Linked DNA regions of Homo sapiens: region 2 is linked to region 1. Evidence: chromatin loops called from intact Hi-C (ENCODE). Cell type or tissue: PC-9. All regions are shown on one strand.

Region 1 (8,000 bases):
GGTAGCTTTTACGTGGACCATGCAGCTCTGGGTATTGGTAGCTTTTACGTGGACCATGCAGCTGTGGGTATTGGTAGCTTTTGCGTGGACGATGCAGCTGTGGGTATTGGTGACTTTTGCGTGGATGATGCAGCTGTGGGTATTGGTAGCTTTTGCGTGGACCATGCGGCTCTGGGTATTGGTAGCTTTTACGTGGACCATGCAGCTGTGGGTATTGGTAGCTTTTGCGTGGACGATGCAGCTGTGGGTATTGGTGACTTTTGCGTGGATGATGCAGCTGTGGGCATGGGTAGCTTTTGCGTGGATGATGCAGCTGTGGGTATTGGTAGCTTTTGTGTGGACCATGCAGCTGTGGGTATTGGTAGCTTTTGCGTGGACCATGCAGCTGTGGGTATTGGTAGCTTTTGCGTGGACCACGCAGCTGTGGGTATTGGTAGTTTTTGCGTGGACCACGCAGCTGTGGGTATTGGTAGTTTTTGCGTGGACCACGCAGCTGTGGGTATTGGTAGTTTTTGCGTGGATGATGCAGATGTGGGTATTGGTGACTTTTGCGTGGGTGATGCAGATGTGGGTATTGGTAGCTTTTGCGTGGACCATGCAGCTGTGGGTATCGGTAGCTTTTGTGTGGATGAATGTCTTCATTTCTCTTGGTTGGATTCCTAGGAGTAGAATCCCTGGCTCACCTGGTAACTCTGGGTTTAATTGTCCACGGGGTTTCAAGGGATAAATTATCAAGAAAAGCCACTGTCCTGGTGGGCAGGGGGCTTGGCCTTGCTGTCACCGGGTCCTCCCGCAGGCCCGTGGGAGCAGCCCTCACCACGCCTCTCACAGGCGATGGTGTGCCGGCCCCGGTGATGGATGCCGTTTGCCTGAGGTCACGGGCTGGTTCAGGGGCGCCCTGGGTTGTTTGCACAGCGGCAGCCAGACTGCCTGCAAGCTGCTGTCCTGTTTGATTCCACAAACAGTTATGGGATCTCTCCAGCACCTGCTCTCTGACCGCGTGACTTGTGCCAGATTCTGTACCTGGTTTCTTTGCTTCTACCCCTGACCCCCATCCCAGGTCTATTTTGCACTCGGCAGCCAGATGGAACCCATTAAAGGCCAGTCACAGCTCTCCAGGAACGGAGCCGAGGTCCTCGTGGGGCCTCCAAGACCACACAAACTCCCCTCCCTTCCACCACCCACTCTGCTCCGCCTTGCTGCTGGCCCACCGTGCCTGGCTGCAGTTCAGGGCCTTTGCGCTGCTGGCCCCAGTGCCTGGAATGCTCCCCCCGACGCCTGCGTGGCTCCCAGCTGCCCTCCTTCAGGCCTTGCTCAGATGGCACCTTTTCAGTGGCCATCCAGTCACCCACCCGTGCCTCTCCCAACCACCACACCTCCCAGCCTCGGTCTCGTACGTTTGCACAGTGTTCCTGGGCTCCCGTCCGAGGTCAGCTCCGTGGGGCAGGACTTTTGCCTGTCTGCACCTGCACCTGACACACGAGGCGCTCAGTACACAGGCACCCTGTCTTGCCTGAGGGACGGTCCCCATACCCCACCTGGCGGGTGACAGCGCCCGGGGTCGCCGGCTGCTTCAGGGACGCCCTCACTGGGTGCTGGAAGAGGGTTGTTTGCACAGCGGCTGGGCTGCCTGCAAGCTGCCGTCGTATTTGATTCCACAAACAAATACATCCCCTGTGTCTGCTTTCCAGCCCTGGGGCTTGATCATGGGTCTCGCCTGTGTGGGGGCAGCTGGACGTGTGGCCACAGAGGCAGCTTGGAGTGACCTGGCGTTGTGACTCCCTCACAGACCGGGCCCGCTCCACCTGGTCATCGGCCCCCAAGGCCAGGGAGTAGGGGAGCGTCCCCGAAACCACAGGATCCCAGAAACGCCCCCAACAAGGACAGCTGTGCCACACGCCGGGCAAGAAGCTGCCCCGGGCCCCAGTGCTGCCGAACAAACCACCCCAAACTCAGAGGCGTGAGGCAACCCTGGTGGTGCTCAGAGACCCTCGGGCCAAGGAGTCGGAACAGAGCCCCGTGGGACAGTGATGGCCCCGTGGTGGCCAGGGTCTCGGCCAGGTGGCCTTCCCTGCTGGGGTTCAAAGGCTCGGCTTGGGGGTGCCAGGGGCTCGGTCAGCAGCGGTGGGTGCCGGGAGCCGCTGCCTGTGGACAGAGGCCTCCGTGAGGCCCTCCCTGCGGCTCCCACTTCAGAGGACGCCCCACACTGGGCAGGGTTGCCCGTGTCAGCATCTGCGGCTTTTCTGAGCTGACCGCAGCGTGTCACGAGGCGCCTTTCCATCGTGGCCCGTGCAGCCCAGCAGGAGGGGACCGGATCCCACCTCCTGAGGGAGCAGGTGGGAAGTCTGGCTGACCTGTCTTCGGGTCAGTGTTGGCTCCCGGGTGTCCGCACGGGCGGACGGCCAGCTGGGCCTCCGGGGCCTGGGGAGGAGGAGGCGGAAGGGGGATCATCCCAGGCAGTGCTGGCTTCCCCGGCTCCCTCTGTGACAGCTGAACCCCCCTACAGCTGCAGCCTAGCCCCAGAGCAGCCCGGAGATTATCACCTGCAGGCTGCATGCCAGGCTGGTACCTGGGTGGCGTGGCCCCCATGGCCAGGGTCGCTGTCTCCCTGGATGCCCAGCTCTGACCTCATGAAGGGTTGCAGGGAGGTCCCTGGAGGAGAACAGGTGGACCCACCTCTTCCCCAGCCCCTCCTCCACCCCGGCAGGATTCAGACACCCAGAAAACAGGCTGGGTCTGGGGTCAGGATCTGGCTCGAGGAGGATCTGGGGCCCCCAGTTTCCAGCTGCCTCTCCCCACAGATGGGGCCCAGCGGCCTCACCTCAGCGGGGGCATCAGTGCTGCCTGGGGAAGTCCATGCACCCGAGGGCAGGGCGGGACCCGGCTTGTCACGTCGACCTGGCCTTGACGCTGACATCTCTGAGCCACGCCTCCATCTGACCCAACTCGTTAGGCGGTGCCCGTTCATTCCCTCGACAAATAGTGATTGGTGCCTGCTGTACGCCCGGGGCTGCTGCTCCGTCTGGCAGAGACAGAGTGAAGGAAGGGAGCAGCGATGATGTTGCCCCACCAAGGGCCGTGGGGGTTGACACTGGCTTCTCTGGTAAAGGGACGTGGAACTTAGCTGCGGGAGGAGGGAAGGACCACGCGTGCCAGGCCCGAGGCAGGAGTGTGCCGCCACCTCCAGGACCAGTGAGGAGCCTTGTCTCAGAGAAAGGAGATGAGGGCAGGGAGGCAGCGGGGGCCGGACGGGGCTGCCCTGCTGCTGCAAGGACCTCGCTGTGAGGTGGGGCACAAGGGACAGGCACGGAAGGCCTTGTGAGCTCCTGGGAGCCCACGGTGCACCGAGGCACCAGCCCAATCCAGAGGAGGAATTCCCAGCAACCCCCACTGTGAACACCTCCGTCCCGTCTTACAGCCGAGGAAACTGAGGCTCAGCAGGCCCCACCCTGGCACGCACGGGACCATGGCCAGCTTGTCCCTTGGGAAGATCCTGCCCTCGGGCCTCCCTGCAGCCATGCAGTGGGGGCAGCGCTCACCCACGCTGTCCTGACACAAAGCTCGTTGGCTGACCCAGGGCCACCTGGTGTGACGCATGACAAACCTCTGTGTCACAGCCCTGAGACTCCGGCCTGGTGACTGGCCCCGAGCAGGAGAGATAGAAAGAGAGGTCGCTCAGCCTCGACCCCTGAAAACCACAGCACAGGGCTGAGCAGACACCGACATTTTGGAGACGAGGCTGGGACAGACGCCCCCCAGCCCATAGCACGCCAGGTCCCTCGGAGCGCTTGGGGGGCCTTCAGTGGTGGATTGAGGAGGTTTGTCCAGCTGGACATTGGAGGAGGAATTTGTCACACCTTTTAGGTGCTGGAACTCCCTGCACGGAACCCAGATTCACTCCTCGCCTCTGGGAACAAGGTTAGGCTCTTGGAGGCGGCAGCCCGGCCCCAGAAGCCAGTTGTACCCCCGGCTGCGGCTCTGCTCTGCCCTCCTGGGAATTCGCTCACTGGCCCCATCACAGTGGGATTAACCCCCTTTCACAGGTGGGGAACGTGAGACCGCCCAGCGCCCACCAAGTGCTCCCTGCACAATTCACGGGGGCCTCCCCCGTCTCACGGAGCTGACCTTCCAGGGGGCAGAAGAGATGGTGCCAGTTCGAGGCTGCAGCCTGTGGGAGACAGGACAGCCGTGTCTTTCTGGTCCTGGTCCTTCTCAGCCTCTCTTTTAAAAATCATCGTAAAAACGTTCACATGGCGTCTGGCGTAGAGAGGATGGCACCGACTCCGCAGTGCCACCCATGTCCTTGGTACCGGGGCTCCCTATGCCGCAGCCTGGAAAAGCCCGTCGCCGGGGAGCAGGAGCAGCTCTGAGCCCCCGGGAAAGCACATTGCCATCTCCACACACGCAGGGGCTCCCGGCGGGCAGTCGGGCAGACAGTGAAGGCTGAGGGACGGCCCCTGAAGAAACTAGAAGCCTCCGGTTACCCTGGTGCCCTGGAGGGAGAAGCAGCATTCAGAGTCATCCAGGTGGCCTCAGGCAGGCCTGGAGCCTCTCTGAGCCTGTGTCTGCCACTGCAAAGTGACTGCCTGTCCCGCCTGCCACCCTCAGAGTCGTCCTTCTGCTGGGATGAGAGCAGCGCAGGGCACTCGGAGCAGGTCTCTGGCTGCCTGGCACAGGAAGGGCCTCCCTCCCCTGCAGAATATTCCCTGGGGGCTGTTTTGACTCAGCAGCACCACCCCCTGGCCCCCTGCAGATCTCCTGGAGGCTGCATGAGAGCGCCTGGTGGATGAGTCAGGGTACCCGGAAGGCACCGCTCAGGAGGGAGCAGCAGAGCAGGCCCCTTGTGGGTCTCCCCCGAGCAGCTGCCACCACGGCTGCGGCTGCACCGTGCCCAAGCCCGGCCCATCTGCCTGCCTGGCACCTTCCCAAGGCCGGGGGCTGGGAGAGGACCAATCCGGGCAGGGCTGGAACCCGGCCCTCTGCCCACTGCGGACATGGCCTGCTGCCCCAGGGTCAGCGAGCTCGGTGTCCAGGACGAGGCCGTTGCTGTGTGATTCCGGGCGGGTCCCTCTCTCTCCACTGCTTCCCCCTTGGGCTGGTGCAGAGCTGAGACCCCTCGCAGACACAGCAAGCCCTGGGCTTGGCCACGGTGACCGGTGGCTTGTAATTTCTTCAGGGCCGTCCCTCAGTTTTCACTGTCTGCACCCACACGTGGTGGCGGGGAGTGTGGCTCTGTGGCCTTGGTGGAGAGAGCACTCAGTGAGGTGGGAGGCGGTGGCAGCGGCCTCCATCAGCCCGAAGCTGTGGGCAGGACTCGCCTTCACAGCCCCTGATTGGGTCTAAATTCAACAGGTGGTTTCCTGCACCTGCTTGGCCCCCAGTGCCTGGCTGTCCCCGCCGCGTCCGGCCAGCTGGGGCAATGGGTGAGACCATCTGCATCTGGGCAGCAGAGGCTGTCTGACGAGAGTGACCTCATGCTCCCGGCCATGGGGCTCTGCCTCTGGGAGCCACAAGGCTTGTCCTGTGCTGCCTTGCAGGGGCCACTCCCTGCTTCCAGCTGCTTCGAGGCCCCACGACACAGCACCGAGAGCTGCCCTGGTGGCCCCCGCAGCCACCACTGGGCCCTCCGCCCGCTCTTCTCCCCCTGGCCTGTGTCTGCCCATTGCTGGACCCGTCTCCAAGGCCATCCCAGCCATCGCCCCCGAGAGCCTCGTTCCCCACCTTCCTGGACCCCGGGTCCCTCTCCTTTTGTCTCAGCAGAGTCTAGCCTCCTTGTGGTCGGCGGCCCCAGGGAGGCAGGGCCAGGGCGGAGCTTGTGCAGGGCGACTGGAGCGGTCCTGAAGGCACGCAGTGTGCCCCACGTCAGCACAGCCGTTGCAGCTCCCAGGGAATAGCAAGGAAGGCGGGGCCCAGAGAGGGCAGATCTTCACTCAGGCTCACTGGGACTCAGCCCAGCAGGTGTAGCCCCTCCAGGGTAGACATGACCACCACCTGCCCCGCCCCACCGCAGGGGTCCTTGCTTTAGCCCAGCAGGCGCGGCCCTCCCACCCTGGCTCCTTGCTTTAGCCCTGGCTGGGTTGCTGTGACCTTGCCTGACCACGCCCCCACCTCCACCCGCGGTCTTTGCTGTAACCATGGCTGGGTCGCTGTGCACCCTTGCCGGGCTGTGCACCCTCAGCATGAGATCCCAGGGTCTTCGTGGTCCTTGCACTGTGGTGATCTATGCTCCAAAGTCCTGGCCAGTGAGCCTGGCCTCTCACCTTTGACTGGGCTCCTCCCCCGGCCCCACCTTTGAGAGAGGACGGTCCTCGGGGGTGGGTTCGGCATTCTGGTCTTTCCCAGAGCCTCCCCAACCTAGACGGTGCCGGTGTCCAGCCCAGGAGCCCAGAGCCCGAGTTCCAAAGCCGACCTCCATGTCGGAGCCTTCCCACCCTGACAGCAGGAGCGACATGTGTGAGCCGGGTTGCGGAGGATGCGCAGCTTGGCCTCCCTCCCCGAGCTGTGCTGCGCGCCAGGACTGGGCTGTGCAGAGCCTGCAGCCCCTTCACAACCCAGCTGCTCCCCAGCTGCCCCCTCACGGCTCAGTTGCTCCCCAGCTCACACAGCAGGAAGTGCATTTGTTGCTGAAATTGTCTCAAAGGCCCCAAACAAACAGCCCTTCTGGTGGCAGTGGATGTGGCGGGTAACATGGGTGGCCAAAGGTCTGAGAGGCCCCCACTCAGCTTGAGGTCTCTGTGCAAGTCCCTGGCAGCTCAGGAAACCTCAAGGCAACTAGCAGCTCAGCCTGGTGGCCTGCCTGGAAAAGGAGGCAGGCAGGGGGCAGTGGGCAGAAGCGCCGAATCCTCACCTCCTCTGTGCGATGAGGAGGGGGTGCGGGTCCCCCCCGTTTCACAGGGAGAACGCTGAGGCCCAGCAAGGCCAGGGGACTCGCCCACACCAGTGGACGCTGACTTCAAACCCCAAAGCTGTGCTCCCAGCTCGCCAACCTGCTGTGCCATCTCAGCACATCACAAACTCCCCCGCGTCTCTCCCTCCACATTTGGCGAATTGGGGAGACGTGGGGTATTTGGAGGGACCTGGTGGGAGCAGGCAGCTGGGGTGCGCTAGGTGAGGGCGCTGGGGGCCTGTAAAGAGCCGTGTAGAGCTGGTCGGGTCCCAGCTCTGTCCGTCCGCTGTGCACCTTGAGCAGTTCCTTCCTCTCTGGGCCTTTGCTGCCCCATCTGTACGGTGGGAAGAGTGAGAGGTTTATGTTTTCATCGTGATTATATAACAGAACAGCCTCCTGGGTGGGGGTGCTGCCGAGGTTAAATGAGTTAGTATTTTGTTGGCCATGTGAAACCACGCAGGGGCAAAGCCTGTGCCACGGGAACAGTGGTGTCACCGTCTCCGAGGTCGGGATGGGATTCCAGGAAGGGGCCGTCCACCACCCTCCGACGGCTGCAAGCTGGGACCCGGCCTGTAGGCGGGATTTGCCCAGGAACAGGCGTGGGTTGGCTGCTGTCCCGGGCATTGGTGCATTCTTGACCCCGCCCTCGGGAAGGCCTCAAGCATAGCCCTGGCGTGGGATAGGAGAGGCAGACTGCTTGCAGAATGTCTGCCCCGGGCATCAGCATGGCCAGGCCCTGGGACTCAGGTCCTGCCTCCTCTGTGCTGCAAAGGGCAGACAGGATCTAATGCTCCAGGCCCATACAGCCCCTTCCCACTGCGCCCACGCTGGTGCCCGGGGCAGACATGGTGAGTGCACCGAAGCCCTCGGCCCCCTCAATCCTGCTAAGGCAGCAGCAGTCTTCCCGGGGAGGATCCTAGGCCCTGCTGCTGGACAGGACTTTTACTCTGGCTAGACCGGCTCTGAGAGCCCAGCCAGGTCTGGCCATCTCCGCATCCTTAGACTGCAGAAACCTAGGGTGAGAACAGTTTCTGTGGGGGCTGTTTTCCAGGGAGGCATGGGGTACCCTCTTGGGTGAAGACCCTCAGATGCCCTTAGACCGGAAGTACCCCCA
Region 2 (8,000 bases), 130 kb before region 1:
TAGGATTACAGGCATCAGCCACCGCACCTGGCCAAGATTTTTTTTTTTTTTTTTTTCCGAGACGGAGTCTTGCTCTGTTGCCCAGGCTGGAGTGCAGTGGTGCGATCTTGGCTCACTGCAACCTCCGCCTCCTGGGTTCAAGCGATTCTCCTACCGCACCCTCCACAGTAGCTGGGATTACAGGCGCCCGCCACCACACCCGACTAATTTTTGTATTCTTAGTAGAGACGGGGTTTCACCATGTTGGCCAGGATGGTCTCGATCTCCTGACCTCATGATCCGCCCGCCTCAGCCTCCTAAAGTGCTGGGATTACAGGCATGAGCCACTGCGCTAGGTGATTGTTTTAAGTATTCCAGGTCCTTCGCCTTTCCTTATAAATTTTATTTTATTTATTTTCTTTTATCTTCTCAATCCGAACGGTTAACCCCAAGCTCACAACCACTCTGCTCTTAGCTCCTAAGGGGGATTGACATTTTTAGATTCCACACATTCATGAGATGGGTAGCGTGTGTCTTTCTGCACCCAGCTGATTTTACTTAGTGTGACGTTCTCCAGGCTCGCCCATGGTGTTGCTCCTTTTTGAGGACTGCATAGTACTCCACCGTGGGTGTGCCACACTTTCTTCATCCATCCACTGATGGGCAGAAGGTCAAGGGTGGGTCCTGTCTCCACCATCCTGCCACCACCCCAATGGCACCCCCCACTGCCCCGCCGCCGGCCACTCTCCCATGGTCTTCCTGCTGTGGAGGCTGAGCTGCCCAGGGAGGCTGAGGCTGGAGGCAAAGTTTGGCCATCTTTGCCAGGGTTCAGGGACACAGCTGGGGCCCCTCTTGCTGCTTCCTGGGCTCCTGCCTCAGCCTCCAGGCCTCGTCTCAGGCTGGAAGAGCCTGCAGAGGCTTCTGAACCAATGCTCCTGGATGACCTGTGGGCCAGGAGGGACCCAGGAGGCCCACGAGCTGTGGAAGAAGAGAGCTCCAGAGGGTCAAGGGGTGTGCCCTATGTGCCCGCCCTTGGGGCCCAGACCCCTCTGCCAGTGGCAGGAACCCAGCCTTCCTTCTGACCCTGCAGCCCCAGGCTTGGAGCCCAACCATCCCGTGACACAGACAGCCCCTGGGGGCCTGGGTCCCAGGGGCAGGGAGGGGCTACCCCCATCAGTACACAGCCCTGACAGTCCAGGTCATCTCTGGGGTGACGCCAGACACGACAGCCTTTCCCTACCCCTCAAGTCAGGCCAGCCCAGCCCTGGCACCTCCCTGGCAGTGGTTAGCCCGGGTTAAAGTTAACTGGGCGCTCCTGTCACCCCCGCCTGGCAGTGGGGACCCTCCTGCTGCCTGCACCGAGTGGCTCGCTGGTTAACTGCAGACGAAACCAGCGGCTCTCAATCCCTCAGTGTTTCCTCACAGCAGCGTCTGCGCTGTTGAGGGTGATTGTGGTGTGAGCACCTCTGCTGTGTGTGGAACTGGAAGCAGCTCGCGCTTGGTGGCAGCTTGGGTTGCCAGTGCCACTGACCCCAGGCGTGAGGCTCCAGGCCCTGGTGGAGGAGACAGGCAGGAAGGGCTGGTGGGGCAGGAGGGCCCAGTACAGACTGCACCATCTCAGACTGGCCTGGGCTCCCTCTAAGGAGGCTCCCAGAGGCCCAGGTCCTGCAGCTGTCCAGGAGGAGGCGGTGGGACGAGGCGTCCCAGGGTAGAAGGAGCTCGGCCCCTCCCCTACTCTCTCATCCTGACTCCGCAGGGCCCTGCTGGGCACACGCCTCTCTGCCTCTCACCAATGCCCAGTGGTCCACACCCCAGCTCAAGGCTGAGCAAGTGGTCTGGCAGGCACCCTCCCTCCACCCTGCATCTGTCCTGCAGACATCTCAAGGGGAGGAGAGGAGGACAGGAAGGAGGGCAGGGGCTCCCGCGTCCACCTGGGAGGAGGAGAACAGGAAGGAGGACAGGGGCTCCCACATTTCACCTGGGAGGAGGACAGGAAGGAGGACAGGGGATCCCGTGTCCACCTGGGAGGAGGAGGACAGGAAGGAGGACAGGGGCTCCCACATTTCACCTGGGAGGAGGACAGGAAGGAGGACAGCGGATCCCGCGTCCACCTGGGAGGAGGAGGACAGGAAGGAGGGCAGGGGCTCCCGCGTCCACTTGGGAGGAGGACAGAAGGAGGACAGGGGATCCCGCGTCCACCTGGGAGGAGGAGGACAGGAAGGAGGGCAGGGGCTCCTGTGTCCAGCTGGCTTTGCCCACTCTCTCTTGGGCTGGCACTGCTGAGTGCTTTGTGGGCGCTGGGGCTGGTGACCTCGAGGACAGCTGGGATTGGTGGAGGTAACCCAAGATGAGAGTCCAGGCCTTGGACAAGTGACCTCTCCCCGCTGGGCCTGCTGCCTCCTGCGTGAAGTGGGACAGCCAATCCCAGCCCTGCAGAGAGGTGGGAAGAACGGATAACCCAGGGCTGGCTGGCCCCACAGCCCTGTGAGGACGTCCTGACATTGCCGTCGGCCCAATTCCTGAATGCACTAAGGCAGGAGTGGTGGTCGCTCTGAGGCACAGGCTGTCCTCATGAGGTGGAATCCAAGGTGTTGGGGGTGCCACTGAGAACCCGAGGCTCTAGAGGGCTGCCCCCAGCATCACTGGGCATGGCTGGGAAAGTGCTGTCAGTGCAGCCAAGGGCCAAGGCACCTGGGACCCCACGATTGCCTGAGAACTCTCTTCCTGAGCGTGGCCCGCTTCACTGAAGACGGGAAGGCCGCTGCCAACGAGGCTGGCTATCCGGGCTGACCCGGGTGCCCTGCCTCCCTCCAATCTTAACTGTCAGCCACCAGGAGGGTCTGCAGGGTGGGCCATGGGACCCTGGCTCTGCACTGATGCTGGCTGCCATGGCCGTGTGGAGGAGCAGGGTGGGGTGACCAGGTAGTTCCCAGCAGAAGGAACCCATTCGCTGGTCCCCAGGGCTCACCTAGGGGCTGACACTGAGGCTTGATGGAATGGAGGGTGCCCAGCACTGAGCGTGGCACACCCAGAGACACGCACACCAGGCCCACAGTGACAAGCAGTGCCACGTGGGGACTCAGGGCAAGACAATCACACTCATGCTGTCACACACGTGTGCAGGCAGGTGCACATGGCCAGTGGTGCTGGAGCCGCCTGAACCGGTTGTGGGAGCCGATGGGGCTCCCCTCTTCCCCACTCCAAACTGAGTGACATCACATCATAATTGAGTTACATCATGTCATAGCTTGAAGTTGGTGGGAGAGTTTACACCACAGAAATGGACGAACATTGCCAGGCAGGGCTGTTGCAGGTTTTGGGTTCCTGCCTACCAGCACCTACTGCAGCACGGTCACATAAACAGGTGCACACGGACACACACGCCTAGACACACATGCATTCCTGCACATTCATGGAGGCTCATGGGCACACACGCAACCCTGCATGCTCACAGTGGCTCGTGGTGTGTATGCACCTGGTGGATGCTCACGGACCACACACACGGGTGGCGCACTCTCCCACGTGCTCACAGGCGGATGCACGCCTAGGATCACCCGCATGTGACTCTGCACACACTTGGAAGTCCACCCACGCTCACGCACACACACAGGCGGGGCACGCAACATCACAGCCAGAGCACCCGGACCCGGCCACCGCACATGGCTGTACAGTGACATTTAACCTGCTCTGGGGATGGGGCTTTGGCTGTGGCACTGGCCCTGATGTTTGAATCTGGGGGTTCACTGAGCCCTCACATCCTACTCAGGAAGCTGAGGTACAGACGTGCGAAGCTGAGCCTGTTGTCTGCACATCTCTGCACGTGTGGGACCAGCAAGAACCCCAGGACGGGCTCAGCCTCTGCTCCCAGCTCCAGGAGGCCAGGTGCCCTGCATGAGCCCGGGCAGGGAGGCCCACAGAGCCGTGAGCCCAGGAGAGGGGCCCCTTCTACAGCCATCAGGAGATGCCTCTCTTCCAGGGGTAGCAGCCTGGTGGCACCCGCTCGGGGAACTGGAGGCCCTGGCTGGGGAGGTGCTGACCCCGAGAGGCCTCGGAAGGTGTCGGGGCTCCTGAGACCCTGCCAGTGGTGCCCCGTGACGGAGGTGTGCGACCTGCCGGCAGCAGGGTGCTGACTCTCGATGGGGGTCCCCTGACTCAGCCCATCTGTCGGGGTGATGGGTGGAGCCCAGGTGGGGGCTGGCAGGGTGGGGGCTGAACACCAGCAGCTGCCCACACAGGGTTGGGGGAGGCCAGGCACTGATGGTTCCAGGCTCCGTCCCTCCCCGGCGGTCACTCCAGCCCATGGTGTCACTCTGTAGTCGGACTGTGGCTGCGGGAACGGCCCTTCTGCCTGCCTTGATCTGATCGCATCCTGAAGGGGTCCCAGCCCCACAGCTGGACACGCTGGTGGTTCATTGTCCCGAGTTCACATCTGCTCTTCGTTTCATTTTAGCAGGACGCGCCCAGGCACCCGGGAGGTTAAAGGAAAGGTCAGCGCCACGAGGGTGCTTGGCAGGTCTGTGCTGATTCCCACTGAGCGGCCCCGCACTCTGAACCTTCCCTTCTCTTCCAGATGAGCTGAGAACAGGCAGCAGCTGCAGAGGAAGGTGGGCTTTGCCCTTCTCCCAGCTCCTGCGCCTCACATCACATGCACCTGCAGCGGTCACAGTGGGCCTCAGACCTCAGGTCCTGCTGGGTAGCCACAGCGGGCCACAGAGCCACCTCCGGGACATGCAGGAGGAGCGTCCAGGCTGAGGGAACAGCCAGGGCTTCGGCGGAGGAGCTCCCAGAACATTTCAGGGGCAGCAAGAAGGCCCGTGTGGTGGAACAGAGTGAACCCAGGGAGGCAGCAGGGGCCGGGTTCCAGGGCAAGGCCACAAGGTCAGCTGAGTAGCCCAGGCCCCTGACCTCCCCAATCCCAGGGTTAGGCCGTACCTCCCAGAGCCTCCTCCAGCCTGGGGCCTGGGAATGCCCAATGCAGAGGAAGACCCAGGGGCCTGAGGTCAGAGGTTGCAGCCTAAATGCAAACTGTGACCAGGAGCAGCCTGGGTGGCACAGAGGGGGCGTGGCCTCGAGGGCGGGATGGGGCAGGGCCCAGGGTGGGACCTGTCAGACACGGGCTGGGAACAGGTGAGGGGAGTGACAGCCACAGGGCAGATGCCACAGGCAGCTCCCCGTTCACTCCCGCAGCTCCCAGCCATGCCCTGGGGGTTAACTCCCCGTTCACTCCCGCAGCTCCCAGCCATGCCCTGGGGGTCGGCTCCAGCCCTGTGTTCCTGCCGCAGGGCACCGGGAAGACGACGAGGTTCTGGGGAGCAGGGTGGCCGCAGGAGCCCCAGCCACGCAATCTGAGGTTCTGGGGTGTCCAGGGTATTGAGGCATCTCAGGGCCGAGTCTCGCGGTCCGTCCCGGAGGGTGTTCCTTGCTTGTCCATTGTGGGGCATTCCAGGGCTTTCTGAAGCTGAGGTTGTCCTTGGTTGGATAAAAAAAAAGTTAACGCTGTGAAGAGCATTGCGGTGCCTGAAAATGCCCAGAAGAGGCTTCTGCCACCAGGCGACCAGTGGCCAGGGTCGGCCGCCTTCAGGCGAGCGGGTGTGAGGGGGCTGGTGACCCAGATGCAACCTGTCCTGGCCCGAGGACCCAGCGCATGGAGGGGCAGGGAGCCATCCTGGAGGGGCCTCACTCAGTCCTCCAGCACCTGCCCGCCCTTCTCCCTGCACCGCACCGTCCACGAGTCACAGGGAGACGGGCCCCCCAGCACCCGCCCGGCCTTCTCCCTGCACTGCACTATTTGCAAGGCTCGGGGAGATGGGCCCCCCAGCACCCGCCCGGCCTTCTCTCTGCACTGCACCATCCGCGAGGTGTGGGGAGACGGGCTTGGGTTGTCTTCTAGGGTGACGTGGTGGCCGTTGGTGGCCGTCAGGGCAGGGTGGCCACTCCCTTGGCTCTTCCTGGCTCCTCGCCCACCTTGCGGAGGGAGCAGCCTCATCCTCAGGGCTCGGACACCAGCTCCACCTCGCGGCGCCAGGTCACTCCATGCAGGAAGAGGAGCTGGAGGCTATGACCGCCGGCTCTGTCCCCAACACCTCGTCTCCCCGATGCCCGGGAGTTGTCACCTGCGTCTCCAGGGTCAGAGGTCATGCATAACCAACATGGGGCTCTTCAAGCAAGGGAGGCGACAGAGACAGCGGGGTCAGCACAGAGCAAGTGCCGGCAACCGCTCTCTAGCAGGAGCCTGGCCGAGGCTCTGTTCCACCCCGTCCTCAGCCTGAGGCTGGCCTTTCACGTCCAGTTGGGATGCCCTCTGGCCCTCAGACGTAGGTCAGGACTCCCGGACTGTGCCCATGGCAGGCAACAACCCCCGGGGTCATCCCGCCAGACTCTCGGCCAGCCCTGCTGTCTTGCCAGCCGCCGTGTCCGCACAGGAGCCAGGGTTGGCACTCGATGAATAAACGCCTTTCAAGAGAAGAAACGCAGGGAGCTGGGTGTGGTCACCGTGGCAGACCGTTGGGGGAGGCGGGGGGCTGGGCAGGGGACAGGGTGGCCGGGGCTGGCGTGTGTCCCAGGGGACCTGGCAGGGGAAGGTACGCCCAATCAGGAGGCTCCTCGATGTGACGTGGATCCGTGTTTCCTCTTCTTCTTCCTGGTGGTTTACGTAAGAGGGAGAGCAATGGGGACGGGCAGGGACAGAGCTGCGGGCTGAGGTTCCTCCGTTCGGCGAAGCCCCTTCTCTCTGCCCCCGCCTGCTCTGGGCTTTCTTGGCTATGTCTGCTCCTGACAGGAGGGATGTGTGTTGCCAGGGGTGGGGGCTTGGCGTGTGTGCGTGTGAGAATATGTGTGTGTGTTTAAAATACAAAAAAAAAAAAAAAAGAAGCGTGCCTATACTCAGCCGCGAGACGCTGGCCAGCCTCCATCCGTGCCAACTCCCCTCCGAGCTGGCACTGGGGACTCCGGAGGCACGGGGAGGAGGAAGGTGCGGGCAGCTTGCGGTGAGGATGGACGCGTGCCACCGACGTATGCCAGCGGCTGCAGGGGGCCAAACGCCTATCCACAAAACCCACCGCGATCGCTGGCAGCCGTGGCGGGAGGCGGCAGCAGTTGGCAGAGGTGCCAGGGAGGGCCGGCTGGGGCAGGTGGATCCTGGCAGCAGCAGCGCAGGTAAAGCGTGCGGGCTCGCGGGGTGTGGGCGCCTGGCATCTGCGTCGGGTGCCAGAGGCCGGGGCCGGATCTTGGCCTGGCTCTGGGTTGCAGGGCGTGGCAGCATCAGGGAGGGCTGAATCCCGCAGGGTTCTGGGCCAGCCTGGTAGAGGACGGCTCCTCTCGGCTTCCCCAGCGTCGCCCTGGGGCCTGTTTCCAGCTGTGCTTGGCCCTTCGTCCTCCAGGGAGCTCGGTTGGGTGGGCTCGGTGGGGCCAGCATGGGGTCGGCCACATCACCTCCGCCTGATGCCCTGTGGGCCCCCAGGGCCAGGTCTCCTCTGCCCAGTTCCGTATAGTCCCCCAGATGGTCCCCAAATGTTGGTCGCTGTCCCCATGCGTGGGCTGCAGGGCTGTATCTTGGGGCCCAGGGCTCCTAGGGGAGTGCGTCTGCCTTCCCTCTCGTCTTCCCGGAGCCCCCGCCCCACCTCTTGCTCCCAGCCTGGCTTGGTGCCTCAGAGCCTGTGCGGAACGATGGGACAGACGCCAAACGTGTGGTAGCAGGAGTGCGGGTGACGGTGCAGCAAGCCCAGCTGCTGAGGGTGGGAAGGAGCCCGAGGTGAGGGACTCCCCAGCAGCTCCAAGGCAAAGTCCTGCTGCCCTTCCCAGCAATTACAGGCTGGGCAGAAAGAGCTGGGGGCCGTGGGAGAGGGGATTTTCACCTGCAGAAAGGTGGGTGACACCCAGGTGGGCCAGCGTGGAGCTGGCAGGGCTGGGGGTGTTAGTCCCGGCGTCTGGCTGTGGCCCCTCAGCGTGATCCATGGCGAGCAGGATGGCAGAGGCTGCCAGCCACAGCATCAGCTGGCAGAGGCTGGCACCAGACCCATGCC

What was found. Hi-C counts contacts between places; a loop is a spot of excess contacts. Peaks named below come from ENCODE experiments on the same cell type or tissue, not always from the same donor. Only the 100,000 strongest peaks of a DNase experiment are listed, where the experiment ranks them.
Region 2: a loop joins it to region 1, with 2.2 times the contacts of the local background. A loop is called at or near these places in 2 of 110 quality-filtered maps.

Annotation. Positions count from the first base shown.
Region 1 is chr16:88,922,147-88,930,146 of GRCh38, reverse strand. All of the region lies in intron 1 of CBFA2T3 (CBFA2/RUNX1 partner transcriptional co-repressor 3), which reads left to right. LOC105371409 (cadmium/zinc-transporting ATPase HMA2) reads right to left here and starts at 4,857. Exons shown (of 2, transcript XR_005647007.2): 1 at 4,126-4,857; 2 at 1-3,022. RefSeq lists enhancers at 2,622-3,528, 4,438-5,345, 5,346-6,254, 6,255-7,162. In PC-9, a CTCF peak has its summit at 4,715 (motif pointing left); DNase peaks (open chromatin) are centred at 2,936, 3,576 and 4,726; H3K4me3 peaks cover 1,741 bases.
Region 2 is chr16:89,051,595-89,059,594 of GRCh38, reverse strand. No RefSeq gene overlaps it. Among named protein-coding and RNA genes, the nearest start is that of ACSF3, 38 kb to the left of the region's middle. In PC-9, no CTCF peak of the experiment used is centred here; no DNase peak of the experiment used is centred here; H3K27me3 peaks cover 4,593 bases.